2 separate regions of the Homo sapiens genome follow, and region 1 is linked to region 2. Evidence: chromatin contacts called from ENCODE Hi-C or POLR2A ChIA-PET data. All regions are on one chromosome and are shown on one strand. The core of a region is the stretch at or near the end of the contact, and the rest is flanking DNA. Distances in the headings are between cores, read along the strand shown.

Region 1 (4,273 bases), core at 70-2,569, 620 kb after region 2:
GAGGCCAGGACTTCCTCTAATGGACACAGGGCCTTTGAGCACCGGGTGACTGGGGCCCCACTCCCCAGCAGCCATATGTGTTTGCGAGCGTTTTCAGTCGGTCCGCATCCACCCGGTCCCTTCAGCCAGAACCCTAGGAGCCCCGCCCCGTCCTCCCGGGGCTCCTTTCTCACCCGCGTCCCTGCCGCGGTGGATACGCACCCCTCAGGCTGGCTGCCCAGCGCGGTTTCCACGCCCAATCTGCCGCGACCCCATCACTCCACCGCACCTACCCCTGACTCCTGCTTGTCCTGCAGCCTGGGCTCCTCCCTCCGCTGGCCAAGTCACGCCAAGCAGTTTGCGGTTACAGGACGGGTGGGGGCCTCTGCATATGTGCAGAGTACGGAGGGCCCAGGGACGCGAGGCTCCCCGATGGGCAACCTCCCCTGCCTTTGCTTTTCCCCAGAGCCCCCTCCTGGCCTGCGTTCGGCATCTTCTCGGGTCGTCATCGCCCTCTGCGGTGCCTGCGCTCGGGGTGAGGGTTTTTGTCGGCTTTTGTTACATCACCGATGTAACAGTGCCTGGACGTAGTAGGTGCTCAATAAATATGTTGTTGAATGCGCTTCAGTCTCCCCGAATGCTTGTCCCTTCCGGGCGCTCTCATCGCTCTCCTACCTTCCCCGCTACACAGCTCGAAGGTCCCCTCCTCCGGGAAGCTCACCCTGTCCCACTTGCCAGGAAGAATCAAGCAAATTTTCTGAGTGAGACACCTTGTCCTCACTCAGGCGTCCTGCAGGCGGCTTCAGCGAGTTGTTGGGGCAGATGCGCCGGGAGCTCCCGAGGGCAGGGACGGCGTCTTATTTCTCTTTTTAAGTCCACAGGGCTTGCACAATAGATGCCCAAAAAATGAGAGTGAATTTAGAATGAGTGACCGAGTGGCTGAAGATTGCCTCCTTCCTTTCCCAGTCTGTCGGTTACTTACCCTGTGACAAGCCCTTGGGACGGGCAGTCGCCCCTCTCTGGCCTATGACTGCTGGCTGCCCCCACTGACACCTTATACCCTTGATCTGATCATAAATAAGAAGCAGCCCGGGGACCTCGAGACTGAAACTGATTTAGAGACTTCTGGGAGCTTTTTTCACTTCCCTCCTCCCATCCGGCCAGGACAGATCCCCGCCCAGAAAGGGGCTGTTGACTGCAGCGGGCTGCGCGCCCAGAACTGGGACTGGGATCGCGGCGGGGCGGGGCGGGCGCGGGCCCAGGGAGAGGCGGGGCCGGGGGCGGGGCGGGCACGGGGCCCCGGCCGGGAGGTGAGCGCAGCTGTCGTTCAGCTTGTGGGTAGCACTCGGGCCGAGCCATGCAGGCGGCGCGCGTGGACTACATCGCTCCCTGGTGGGTCGTGTGGCTGCACAGCGTCCCGCACGTCGGCCTGCGCCTGCAGCCCGTGAACAGCACCTTCAGCCCCGGCGACGAGAGTTACCAGGAGGTAAGTTTACGCCGCCCCAGACCGCAGCCACGCGCGCCCCAAGTCCCCGCACTACCCCCTCTCCCCTCGAGAGCCTGCACTTTCCCACGTGCCTCTCAGACCCCTTCTCTCCCCGCGCAGCCCTTTCCCGTCTCCCCTCTCCCCTTTTCCCCCACCCTCCCAGGCCCGTGGCCCGCGTCCCCTCCTGTCTGGGAACCTGGGGGCCGGGAAAACTGAAGAGATCAGAGTGAAGCGAGCGTGGGGAAGGGGAGGAAGGGCGCAAGACCGCCTGCGGGGTGAGGGGCTGAACGCTGAGCGGGCAGGGCGGCGCGGGGGAGGGGTAAGGACAGGGGCATTCGTCTCGGGGTAATCCTGGCGCGCGAGGTGCGGGGATGCTGAGGGGTGCCCCGAAGTTTTCGACCGTCTGAGATTCCAAGATGGGGCGCTCTCTTTCCGGGGCTGAGTGGCCTAGGAAAGTTTGGCAGAAACTGAGTAGAGTCTCCCGAGTCGGTCTTCGCAGCACCCCTCCTCCCCAGCCCCGGCCTGCAGGGTGGGAGTCTCAGCTGGAAGGCTGCAGGGCTTGGGGAAGCGGTGTGGGTCACTTCCCCTCTAGCGCAGAGAACCCACAGCTGCTTGCGCTTGTTCCAGGGAAGGAAGGTGGCCTCCGTCAGCCCATCTCACACTGTTGTCCTGAGGACCCCCTTGCATTGACAGTCAGCTTCTCTGTGTCCCCTGGTCCTAGACTGGCCCATTCCTGTTCCCCCACGCCCCTCTCTCTACCTCACACCTTTAAGCCCTGAATTTCTGGCCTAGGGCAGTCACTCCCGGCTTCCCCGCCCTTTCCCTACTCTGCTGACCCTTGGCAGGATTCTGCACCCCACAAACAGGGCCAGGGCTCCCCAGACCTCCCTGCCCAGACAAACAAAGCTGCAGAATCTCCCAGCCCGTCTCAGGTCTGGTCACGCCTGCTCTGGCCCCGGGAGCCCACCTGTATCAGTTCCTTGTGTTGGGTCAAAGATTCTGGGGCCAGTGGACCAGGATGAGGTCCATTTATTCAGAGCCAGGCGCCCATCTCAGGACTTTGGCCCCCGGCGGCCTCTCCCTGTGTCAAGTTCTCCAGATATGGGACAGATCAGGGCAAAGCAGGGCCTCTTGGAGGGAATCCTGATCCAGTGTGAGGTGCCCAAGCGCCAGTGACAGGGAGTCTAATAATAACCCCTGACGACCCGGCTGCCATCAGGCCCAGGCAGATGGTGCCTGCCCTACCAGAGGGAGGGGAGCATCAGGACCCCTTCCTGGGGTTCAGTGGGCACTCAGGAGCAAGACGGCAGTCGGTGGACCCACCCCCCTCCCCCAGAGCCCAGCCTGTGGGAGTCTGTGTTCCCTGAGAATGTGGCTGCCTGGGGATAGCTCCAGGGAATCTTCCTCTCCCAGAGAATGCATGAAAAGAGGCGGATATGATTTCAGAAACAGCCGTGTGTGTGTGTGTGTGTGTGTGTGTGTGTGTGTCCCCATCCCAAACCCTGTGCCCCACATCCCACACCCGGGGTCTCCAGCCATAGTTTTCTCCTCTCCACTGGAGGAAATCTAAACTTTTCATTGGGTCAAGAAGACCCCTAGGTGGGGGTAGGGATGGTAAGGGGACTCCCTCACCCTGATGGCCCCAGAGACAGTTCCTATCAGCCCAACAGCTGTGGCTGGTGGATCCTGGGCCTGCCCACAGCCCCCTCAGTCCCATGGGCAGGTGGCAGTTGAGCCAGATGAACCTACCTCCAGCCTCTGCCCCTCCTCCCAGGATTCTGGCCCCGGCTCACTTTGTGCTGGGCATCAAATGGTTCCAGAGGGTGTCCCTTCCCATCGGCCACTGCTCCTGGGCAGCTGACACCAGCCCTGCCCACTGGCTCCTGGTCCCGCTCACCCCCTCACCACCACTCAGATCGCTGAGTAGGAGATGAGCGTGGTGGGCCAGGACCGGAAGTCTGGCTCTGGGTGTTATTTAAGGTGGCTCCTGTTTTTGGTAAGTTCCCCTGTTGTGACCACAGGTCTCTCCTGGATGTCTTCTTTCCTCCTGAGCACCAGTCACTAACAGAGTCAGGTGGACCGTCGGTCATCCCAGTCTTCAGCAAGCTTGACTGGAGCAAGTGCTATGCCAGGCGTGGGGTGACCGTGGTAACCAAGGCAGCAGGTCTTCAGGAGAAATTGCTGGGGATTTTCTGCGGCTGGGCTCTGGGCGCAGTGCTATGGCAGACACCAAGCAGTTTGAGGTGGGGCTCTGCCCTCCAGTTGGCTGGGGTGGATTCCCAGTTCTTTCCATGTGTGACCACGGGTAGGTGTCTTAACCTCTCTGAGCCTTGTTCCCTTCATCTGCAAGAATTAGATGAGATATTCCACATATCATGCCTAGTACAGAGAGTCCCATAGCACATAACAGGAGCCAGTGACACAGATCATTCAATGGAGTGGCTGAGAGGTTCAGGAGTGTGTCTCAGGACAGTACCCTGCTGGGGAATGGAGAGGAAGGAGATCTCTTCCACAGACTCTGATTGGGGGAGACTGAACAAAACGCCTGCAGAAAGGGCTTCAGCTCATGCCCCACATGTTCAAATGCACAGTGCTGGCTGTGTGGGGTGTGGGGGGTGGGTGCGTGTGCATCAGAGACTAAGCAAGGATGGAAACAGGCAGGTGCTGGCCTTAGGATGTGGGTGGTGCGGGGGATCTCAAAGGCAAGGGGGTTCTTGGAAGTGCAGAGATGGTGAAGAGCAGGTCACCTGGTGAGCTGGGATTTCCTGAGCAAGTTCAGTGTTCCAGAACCTTCCTGAGGAAGTAGGG
Region 2 (4,567 bases), core at 1,064-3,563:
GAATTCTGCTCCACCACTTCCAGCAGCGTGAAGCTTGGCCAAGCTGCTTACTCCACAAGCCTCCATTTCCCAATCTGCAAAATGGGGACATTGCTACTGGCTCCGCAGCCTTAGGCAGGATAAAAGGGGAAGCTCAGACAGGCACTCTGCGTCACTCTGTCCTATGTCAGCATCAGCTGGCCCTGACCAAGGATAATGCTGATCTGGTCACCACAGGCTGGAACCCAAAGTGGGGTGTGAAATCGGACAAGGCAGACAAGAGAGCAATAAGCCTCATCCCCAGGCAGCAGGAGGCAAGCCGCACATTTGGTTTTGAGCAGCCCCGCAGAGCCACTGCGGATTAGCAGGTGTTACAGAGGTGCTGAGTGCCATTAGCACCTAATTACGCCTTTGTCCTTGCTGTAATCAGGTGAACAGAGAAGGGACTGAAAAGGGGAGCGCCTTAAAGAGAAAGCAAGCAGCTGTCAGGCAGGAATCTCTTCCAATGTGTCCACTCCTCTCTAGAATGTGGCCTCCTTCCCACGGCCAGAGGGCCTGGGCCATTCAGGTGGCCAGAAAGGATACAGCCAGTTACAGACTCTTACATGCTGCCTCTTAAACCCACACGGAATCGAAGTCTGGGCTCATCAGGAAACAGGGAGCCGATGAGGGCCTTTGAGAAGGGGGAGGCAATTGACGAAAGAAGACATTTAGCAAGACGAGAATTGGACGGCTGTCTGCAGGGTGGATGGAAAGGTACGGCTGGACCAGAGGGGTCAGTTCGGAATCTGTTACTGTAATCCAGGCATGTGCTAATGCAGAGGAGTACCAGGAACACATGAGACTTGACAGGACCTGGCAACCAGCACCTCCTTCCCCGGCATTCGCTTCCCCTGTCGGAGATGATGCTGGAAAGCTCAAAGGTCCCACAAGAAGCACAGCAGCAACTTGAAGCTGACTTTGCTCGTTGCCAAGACCCGCACCACCTGCTGTGCAACACCATTGCTCTGCCCCGTCTGGCTCTGGGCTGCTCCTTCAGACCCTGGCCTAAGTAGTCTTTAACAGGGCACACCTGGGGAAAATACAGGTTAGTGACTCTAAGTCTTCAACACACCCTGAGAATGACCCTGGGTGGCAGACGCACCTGATTGTGTGTTCTGAGGTGGGGAATCTGGGCATGGCCAACCCGGAGAGTCACTCCTTGTCTATGAGAAACATCCGAGCCCTGGGCCCATCCAGAACATGGGCTGTGCATGGAATTGAGGCCCTGAGTTTTGGGTTAACTGAAGGTTGCCAGGTAGAGGTTGTTAAGGGTAGAGTGTTAAGTGGCCATGCTATGTAAACTGGTATGCCCTTTCCAAATGGTTGCTGTTTTCCTGCCCAGACTGCCACCACCGGACTGTAGGAAGGCGGACATCTTATCCAGCTAGCTGTCATTGAACTATTTATTTGTTTATGTTTATTTATTTATTTTTGGGACAGAGTTTCGCTCTTGTTGCCCAGGCTGGGGTGCAGTTGCATGATCTCGGCTCACTGCAACCTCCACCTCCCAGGTTCAAGTGATTCTCCTGCCTCAGCCTCCTGAGTAGCTGGGACTACAGGCGCCTGCCACTACACCTGGCTAATTTTTGTACTTTTAGTAGAGACAGGGTTTCGCCATGTTGGCCAGGCTGGTCTCAAACTCCTGACCTCTGGTGATCCACCTGCCTTGGCCTCCCAAAGTTTGGATTACAGGTGTGAGCCACCGCACCCGGTCTTAACTGTTTCTATATGTAAGGCATTTCTCCTGTCCAGACAGCTGCCACTGGACCCTCCCCTGGATGTAAGCCCCTAATAAAACCCTATGTCTCCTTTGCTGGCGCCGGGTCTCTTCTTCAGCTTCTCGAACCTGGTGCCTTCCCTATTGAGGTTAACAGGGTTTCAGCACAACACCTGCCCTGAGCTCTCTGCTCCCCCGGCCACCAGCACACTCTTCCGGGACGCCACAGTGGGGTTGCCAGATTTAGCAAAAACACAAACACAGGATGTTCGGTTACACTTGAACTTCCCTTCAGACCCAAGGCTGTTAGAGTTGGGGTTTGCAACAGTGCAAACCTGTAGGACGTGTAGAATACTCTCGCAAATTGGGGAATGCTGGTGCTCAAAGATGAAGCAATGTTTATCTGAGGTCCAAATTTACTTGGGTATCCTGTCTCTTATCTGGCACCCTATCTACTTGGAGATGCAGGTTTACAAGAACTAGGACATGGCATGGCGAAAGGTATGAGAGGACACAAGGAGACCTGGTCCCCATCCAGCACCCCCTACTCATGCAGGCACATGACTGAGCTTTGCGGAGATGCTTATCTGTGGGGTGGGGCAATACCAGAGGGCAGCCATCACGCGGCTGTCAGGAAGCCTCCTCATCTTCAAAGAGCATCAAGCACTAAAACGGTAAGAGTGGCCAGGTCTGGAGTGCAGCGGAGACTCGAGGAGAGATAAAAGGCTGCCAAGAGCACACCCAGCCTCTCTGGGGACGTGGGGTACGTGCTATGAATGCACCTTGCAGTTTCTCACCCACATGAGGGGGGAGTTGATCTCTGCGGTCCCCTTCAGCTTAAAAACCTCATGCTGATCCCAGGCTTCCGGACTTCATCTGTCAATAACGATGAATGCAGGGAACTGCAGCCTGTCTACCAGTAGCCCTTGCACCACAGAAAAAGGAAGGTAAATCCACAACTGGAAGAAAGCATCATGGGCTGCAGGCCACAGCCATGCCTCCGTGGGCCTGGCACTGTACACTTCTTGGAAAGATCTAGGCCTCTCGGCCCCCATCATGCCGAAATTAGAGGCTGGCTCCGTGTGGCTGCATTGCACCTGCCAGCAGGGTTACACCTGTATGATCAGAAATGTGTAAGAGCAGATTTTACTGGACTAATAAAAATTAAAATGACCAAAATGGAGTCAGAACCCAGCCAAAGAGGGAGTGTGGGAGGGAAAGAGTCTCCAGCTTTTTATTTTTTAAGCAGGCCAACCACATGGAGGTGGGGACGACTTCTTCCCCATGCCCCCGGCAGCACCTCCAGCCATCTGTCCCCACCACCTCCTGGCCTGGTTAGCTGGCTTCCAGAAATGTGACTGTCTGGAGTCTAACCGGGGCACACCAGGAGCTGTCACCCTGAGTCAAGCCTGGGGCATGAAGACAGGAAGAGAGGGCCGGGGAAGCGCGAGGACAGGGACCTTGGTGGCTGGCTGAGGATGCTCAGATGACGGGAAGACGGAACAGTCAGGCACACCCTGGCGGCTCCCCATTTCCGGAAGGAGGACAGGAACGGAGGTCCAGGGAGAGCCTATTGTAACCACCGTGCGTGACACCAAGAGCTTTGGGGAATCTACGGAATCAAAGAGTCACAGACACATGGCCTGGCCACATGCCCGTCTCCCAAGCATATTTCAGGGTTTAACCTCAGCTCACCCCGGTAATGCTGTGTTTGCAGCGCATGGGGGTGTCCGTAGCTCGCCGGTGTCACAGGATCACCCCAGAGTGGTGTGGGACGTACACTTGGAGTTCAGCCGGTCCAGCCAGCTCATTCCCCATTCGAGGCCCAGGGAGGGTTGGGTGGGGGGGATTGTTTCTAAGCTTACCGCGCAAATGCCGTCCCTCCTCCTCCTCCCCACCCCAGCTCCTGCTGCAGGTCTTCCCTCGACAGGCTGGGTACCCCACCCCACCCTCTGCCTACGTCTGTGCCACTGGGGGGCTGTGTTCAGTGTGGATGTGGGGCTCTGTGGTCCTTCTGTCATCCCTGGATCCAGAGTTACTCCTGGGGGCCCAGACACCTCTGTAATTCAAGTTGCTGGGCTACTGTGAGGCCCAAAACGTTTGTGGGGAGCAGAGAATGAAGGAGCCTCAGCACCCACTCCCTATCCTGGCCACAAGAGCATCCTTCCTCCTCATTGTGCAGGAAACCCCCACCCAAAGGAACAGAGATGGGGTGTGGGGGGCTTCCCCCAGAGACCATGAGGCATGCGCTCTGGGCCCTGGGGTAACCTGGACAACATTTGCCTCTAAGGGACCAGGAGTGGCCCAGGACAATAGACCCAGAGGCAGAACACCTAGCTTGGAAGGGCCAGAGCCCCCCAGGGAAGGAGCAGATGGTACCTCAAGCTGAACCCCTTCTCTGCAGTGCCCCCCCAAAGTGTGCCACTCACATGTTTACTGATCAGATTTGGGGTTTCTGACATGCAGTAATCGGATCACGGAAGGTGTTAACTGGATTAGGCAGAAGGCTTCCAGGAGACACCAGCTGAAAGTGGCTATTAAATAACACAGGGGCCTGGGCGGCAGGGCTGAGGGGACCCTGCTTCCTCAGCCCTCTTCTTCTTTTGTCCCTGGCTCCTCACTTACCCTCCTTGGCCATATCTCACTGTCCGTCCTTCTTTGAGCACTGGCCATGTGGCCGAGTCTGTGTTGGACAATTTGGTTGCATTATCTCCTTTAATCCCCACAGGGAATTTACAAGGTAGGTTTCAACCTCCCCATGTAACAGAAGGGAAAACAGAGGCTTGGAGGTTAAGAAAATGGCCCCACAACCCACAGCAATAAATATGT

Evidence for each region. A loop is a pair of places that touch in the nucleus more often than their neighbours do. ChIA-PET counts read pairs that join two places held with the same protein, here RNA polymerase II (POLR2A). Pooled maps may share reads with other maps.
Region 1: a loop to region 2 is called in a map of OCI-LY7, with 5 times the contacts of the local background. The contact joins the promoter of TTYH2 here to the enhancer-like site in region 2. A Hi-C loop is called at or near these places in 2 of 168 maps with a recorded cell type or tissue (Calu3 and OCI-LY7) and 1 of 50 pooled maps. POLR2A ChIA-PET finds 5 or more read pairs at or near these places in 4 of 52 experiments (GM12878, activated CD4-positive, alpha-beta T cell, naive thymus-derived CD4-positive, alpha-beta T cell and 1 more).

Annotation. Positions count from the first base shown.
Region 1 is chr17:74,212,252-74,216,524 of GRCh38, forward strand. It overlaps TTYH2 (tweety family member 2), which reads left to right and starts at 1,320. Exons shown (of 14, transcript NM_032646.6): 1 at 1,320-1,465. The coding sequence starts at 1,337. MGC16275 (a long non-coding RNA gene) reads right to left here and starts at 1,070. Exons shown (of 2, transcript NR_026914.1): 1 at 273-1,070. RefSeq lists a silencer at 1,197-1,356 and an enhancer at 3,615-3,664.
Region 2 is chr17:73,589,483-73,594,049 of GRCh38, forward strand. The region is part of intron 1 of SDK2 (sidekick cell adhesion molecule 2); the gene reads right to left. Among named protein-coding and RNA genes, the nearest start is that of SDK2, 53 kb to the right of the region's middle. RefSeq lists enhancers at 1-422, 423-927. Within about 2 kb of position 2,314, at least 7 of the 41 ENCODE cell types and tissues checked have a DNase peak (open chromatin) inside an H3K27ac peak, as active enhancers do; they include GM12878 and OCI-LY7, where a contact is called at or near this core.